Linked DNA regions of Homo sapiens: region 2 is linked to region 1. The links are chromatin loops, found by intact Hi-C in ENCODE. Cell type or tissue: PC-9. All regions are shown on one strand. Links, peaks and the distances in the headings refer to the core of each region. The heading gives the core; the rest is flanking DNA. Region 1 has its middle 54 kb from the start of LINC02785. Region 2 has its middle 48 kb from the start of LINC02785.

What was found. A loop is a pair of places that touch in the nucleus more often than their neighbours do. Peaks named below come from ENCODE experiments on the same cell type or tissue, not always from the same donor. Only the 100,000 strongest peaks of a DNase experiment are listed, where the experiment ranks them.
Region 2: it touches region 1 in a loop (3-fold over the local background); 3 of 110 quality-filtered maps call a loop at or near these places.

What each region holds. Positions count from the first base shown.
Region 1 is chr1:108,117,356-108,120,272 of GRCh38, forward strand. No RefSeq gene overlaps it. Among named protein-coding and RNA genes, the nearest start is that of LINC02785, 54 kb to the left of the region's middle. In PC-9, for the core only: no CTCF peak of the experiment used is centred there; a DNase peak (open chromatin) is centred at 1,376; H3K27ac peaks cover 621 bases.
Region 2 is chr1:108,014,956-108,017,872 of GRCh38, forward strand. No RefSeq gene overlaps it. Among named protein-coding and RNA genes, the nearest start is that of LINC02785, 48 kb to the right of the region's middle. In PC-9, for the core only: no CTCF peak of the experiment used is centred there; a DNase peak (open chromatin) is centred at 1,676.

The DNA of each region.
Region 1 (2,917 bases), core at 144-2,643:
AACTAAGGCTGCACGCTCCTGGTGGGCCCAGGTCTGCAGGCCTGTTCCAGTGTCTATTTGCTGTGGGACTTTAGACCAATTGCATCATCTCTGAGGTTAAGTTTCTTCAGGTAGATAACATAAGGGCAATCATGCCTCATTCACCTGGCTGTTGTGAGGAATAAAAGACATAATGTATGTGAAATTCTTAGAATGGTGCCTGGCATTTTGGAAGCACATAATACACAAAAGTAATTATTATTAGTAGTAATATTAGTATTAGTATTATTAAAATATGTGTAAAAATCTCTCTATTCTAATTAACATATTTTTCAAAATAGAAATGAAAAAGTTAGATAGCTGATGAGGGAAAGAATAAGACAAAACTCAGCTCCATTTACTATGTATGTATTGAGTGCCTATTATATACTAGACGTTAAGATACAAAGATGTGTAGGACCTAGTCCCCTGCCTTTAAAAAGCTCAGAGTCTAATTGTGATGATAGATTAAACTAAACCTCTAAATATGATGTAGAACCTCTAATCTGTGCAACAAGAGGAGTAGAACAAAGAAACTAGCAATTCCTTCTTCAGCTGGTTGGAGAAACTGGACTAGGAAGGCTTCAAAGGGAAGCTGACATTAACCATGAAGTTCTGGCAGCAGGAAAAGCCATGTACCAAGGACAGTTCAGGCAAAAATGGAGCCACCACATTTGTGGGGATCTATTAATAGATGTGAAAGTAAAAGGGATGACAGACCAGACTCCAGAAGCATCTGAGGCCAAAAACAGGAGGAACTTTGAATGCCAGGGTGCAGAACTTCACCCTGGCAGCAGTGTGTGGATATGAAGGGAGTAGGCTGAAAGAGGAGGAGTCAGCTCATGAACACAGCAAGAGCAAGGGGTTACAGAAGACAGGCTGTGGAGGAGGCAAAATCCACAGTCATTGATGATGCATGGTACATGGGGGAAGAAAGAAAAAGAGGACTGAAGATGGTTGTCAGGCTTCCAGCTGGCGCAACTGGTTGAGCCTCTGAAATACAGAGTTCAGGAGAGAGCTGTGCAATGGGTGGGTTCATAAGGCTGATATTATAACAAGCCAGCCAATTCCTGTGCTGCCAGGCCTGAGGGTGTGAACGGTTGGTGGCGTTGCCAGATCCTGCAGGGTGATCTGATGGGCAAGATTAGGAAGAAGCTAGAGGTAGGGAAAGGCAACTGCTAGCCTTCTGCTCTCCACAGAACCCTGGAAAATGGCATCCACCAGCCAGTGATCACGTGCTTCAATATGCCCTAGAATGGCCCAGCCCCACATCTGACTCATCATCTTTCGCAAGCATTTCTATTTAAATCTTCCAGGCCACAAGTGCTGCAGACACAAAGGATGGAAGTATGTAATCCTGTATTAGAATCCCTGGTATCTGTGTGCTTAATCTTTCATATTTTCAATTAAATCATGAGGAAATAATTGTGCAAACCATAAATTCACCATCCACAGGGAAGTGATTCATTTATTATCCTTGAGAGGTTTGTAGCAGGGCATCTAAAAGCTTTAGATAAGGAGCTAATTTAATTTTGGTTCTCCTTTTGCTAAGATTTCTTACTCTGGGGTAATATATACAAAATAGGAAAAACATGTGAGGTCCGTAGGTCAAGAATATTAGCATGATTATTAATAACCAGAAATGTGACTTTCATACTGTTTTACTTCTTCAGTCTCCAAAGTTCTTTCTCACCTACTATGTCAATTCTTCTTAAAGGTAACATAAATAAAGCAAAAATTCCAAAAATGAAGTAGCTAATTTATGAGGGAAGCAAACTGTACTTTGGGAAGAGTCTTACCTTCAAATGTAGATATTGCCAAGCTTACAATACTTTGAATCATAGAATTCTTTTGCTGAAGGAAATCATTCCAGAGAACTTGGCTTGTTTGGGAGGTGAAACAGCGAACGCGCAGAGCAGATTGATAGCTTGAGGACACTCCCAGTTGGTCAGGAAAGGTGCAGGGACCAGAACCCGGGTTTCCTACCCTCAATCCAGCATTCTCCCCTCCACCCCTTACTGCTTCCCTAGCTGTCACTTACTCATTCTTTCAAAAATCAGATTTCAAACTTCAAACTAAAAATGGTATCTGAATTGTAATTATCTATATTTGAGTCCATCTCTCTTATTCCATCTCTCCCTAGTGACTTTAACCTCTTCCCTCGCTGTTTTTTTCTCAAATTCATAAGCCTACCACCCTTGAAAAAAAGCATCCCTTTGATCACGCGTCCCTCTCAGGTTGCCTCCTCCCCTTCTTCCCTTCAAGCCCAGCTTTTAGAAAGAATGTCTACCCTCCTGAACGCCTCTTCCTTCCCTCCCCTTCACTCCTCAGCTCACTGCCATCTGGAGTCTGTAGCTGCCACTCCACCAAACTGTTCTCACTGAAGCCTCAGACCTGGCACAACTCAAGGACCTTGCTCTTTTTGGACATCTGTACTACATGGAACGGTGTTGATCACTCCTTTCTTTTGGAAACACTCATTCCCTAACTACTGTGATATCAGCTCTTTGGTGTTTCTTTCCTTCTCAGTCTCCCTAATTGACACTTCACTTTTATGAGCCAGTGAAGCCATGAGGGTCATGGGTTGACAAATCTGGCAGGGGCAGAAGAGAGGCACAACTCTCCCAGATACGGCTCCCCCCAAAACCTTGCATCCACCACCCCAAATCAGAAATTTCATTTTCCTTCTTTCAGTTATTCATCCAACAAATATTTATCAAGTACCAACCGTGTGCCAAATAATGTACACAACGCATGGGGATACAGACATGAGAGAGGTAAGGGCTTACTTAGCCTCTGCCTTCAGTCCGCACCTGCCTCCCATCCACTCCTCTCCAACCCATCCACCTTTCGGAAAGATGCAGCTAAGCATGCATTCCCCTTTGATTAAATCCTCCAG
Region 2 (2,917 bases), core at 153-2,652, 100 kb before region 1:
TCTCACCCCGAGCCCTTAGTCTCTCAGGTCCAGCCTACTGCTTCCTGCCCACCCAAGACCTCATACAGATGCACCCCAGTGTATCAGTGAGATCCTTTGGTTGCAACTGGCAAAAACCAATTCAGGCCCACTTAGACAAAAAACCAACTAGAAGGATATGGGGTAATTCACATAATTAAAGAAAAGTTGGACACTTGGACTTCAGAATGGACAGGAATCAGAGCAACCCTGGAAATCCTGGTGTCAGGACCTAATGAAGAAGCTCTAGAGGGAGCTGCCCTTGGGATAATGGGACCTAGATGATTCTTTGCATCTGTTCCAGGATTCAAGCAAAGGGAGGGTGTTTTCAGTTGCTCCAGCTTTGAACAGGGAAGGACAGGCACCATGATTGACTCTTGCCAGACATAAATCCAATGAGAGGCAGTGGTTTCTCCCAAAGTAAAATCAGAGTGCTCTAGCTAGAATAGATACTGGCAGGCAAAAATGATAGATATCCATGATGGCCCCACTGACTAGAGCTCCACAGCAATGTCCTTCTGGATCTTTCCTTTCTGTCTCCATCTTTATCTCACCCTCAGCCTGGTCCACCCAAGGAAAAAAAAAATACCCAGTATCTCATGGTATTGAAAAATTTGCCTGTGTTTGGTCTTTAAATAGGCTTTGTCCTAGATCTCACTTTCTTCATCTCCTCACTCTAAGAAAAAAAAATTATATGCAACTACATCTGCAAGGATAATAGCTACAATGTATACATATACACACATACATACACACACACACACACACACACACACACACACACACAAATATTTATAATCCAATGGTGAGAATGGTTGGTCAGCTTTAGGTATCCATCGCCAAGAGAGGGGACTGAGAAGATTTAAGGGAAAATTCAAAACGGTGACACATGAGAGACCAGAACAACTCTATCAAGTCACTGGTTTCAGCTTTATCTGGTAGAGACACCTAAATCCTTGAGATCTGAAGCCCTCAAAATGGAGAAACAATGGCCCAAACAAACCATGCCTTAAGCCACAAAACAATTCTTGCAGAAGTGCTCACTCAGGACTCTGCTGAAAGTACAGTGGTCATTCTCAATAGAAAATGATTATCCAGGCCAGCTGCGGTGGCTCACGCCTGTAATGCCAGCACTTTGGGAGGTTGAGGTGGCTGAATCACCTGAGGTCAGATGTTTAAGACCAGCCTGGCCAACACAGTGAAACCCTGTCTCTACTAAAAAAATACAAAAATTACTTGGGCGTGGTGGCAGGCGCCTGTAATCCCAGCTACTCGGGAGGCTGAGGCAGGAGAATCACTTGAACCCAGGAGGCAGAGGTTGCAGCGAGCCGAGATTGCACCATTGCACTCCAACCTAGGCAACAAGAGCAAAATTCCATCTCAAAAAAAAAAAGAAAAGAAAAGAAAAAGAAAATGGTTCTCTACACTGTGACCAAAGTGATGGCTGACAATTCACAACCACTTCAGCTGCGGCTTCACTGTCCCAGCAGAGAAGGAAAGGCCGACAAACACTGATGATAAAACTCACCAAACCATAAGATTTGCTCACACATTCCCTGAAAATAATCAAAACCCAGCTGCTTAGTCTCTAACTGGGTGGCAAGCCTATCTCTCCTACCCACAATTGTTCCAGCTGTCAATTATGGCCAGTGAGTCACCACTGCCGAGAGATAAGCGTCCTGCTACAGAGACAAACCCAAGTGTCATCCTGGGAGTGCTTATTATTTCTTTCTGACACCACCAATGTTCCACTTGGCTTCCTCCATCTGGCATTTCAGCACCTGAAAAGTTTCTAACTTGGAATGCAATCCACATCCGGCTTTTGAGAGCTGTAACTCTCTTTGGAGGCTTCTGAATCTTATACCACTGCAGGGAAATCATGTTGAAGATGACTGAGCAATGCACACTGTCAACAGGGGCTACACAGGGCAAACTCTGTTTTGTGGTGGGGATATGAATGGCATAATAATGTAGTAGGGAGAGATTGAGAAAGTTAATATAATAACCCAGCAAATGAAAAATAGGTAGCTTAGACTCTATAGATGCTTAACAGAGACAGACATCACTGAGATTAGAGTATTGAGGGAAGACAGGATAGCAAACAAAAGAAATCAAATGTTGGCCAGGCTGGTCTTGAACTCCTGACCTCAGGTGATCCACCCTCCTCGGCCTCCCAAAGTGATGGGATTACAGACATGAGCCACCACACCCGGCCAGATTCATTGTTTTCAGGAGCTGGGGAGAGGTGGGAATGGGGAGTGACTGCTAATTGTGTTCAGGTTTTTCTTAAGGGAATCAGAAATGTTCCAAAATTTGATTGTAAGGATGGTTGCAAAACCCTATAAATATTCTTTAAAAACCCACTAAATTGTACATTTTAAGTGGGTGAATTGTTTATATGTGAATTATGTATCAACAAAGCTGTCTAAAACATATTCTGGAGTTTGGGTTTTTTAAAAATAAATATTTGCTCATTCAGGTTGTTTTCATACAACTCATATCTCCTTATTCTAAAAGTCAACTGCTGAGAAAAAGCAAATTAATTACAACTTTATTTTAATTTCTCTATCTCCAGAACTAGTAAAGTTCTCCAGACCTGCCCATTGTCCTTGGGCAACCCACAGCACAAACATCAATGATACAAGCAGCCCCTTCCAGCCCACAACACTCATTTGTTCATTCTCTCATGAACTTACCTAAAGAATCACGGGCCAGCAATGCTCTAGGTTCTGAGGAGATAGTGGTGGATCTCTAGACAAGCTCCCCAGCCACTACAGCTCAAATTTCAGTCAAACAGAGGTGAGAAGGGGTAAAAAGGATGTCAAGCAACCCCTTGGAATCGAAGGGGAGACCAGGAACATAAAGAACACACTGGAAAGGTGTGAGTCAGGCTTTGGTC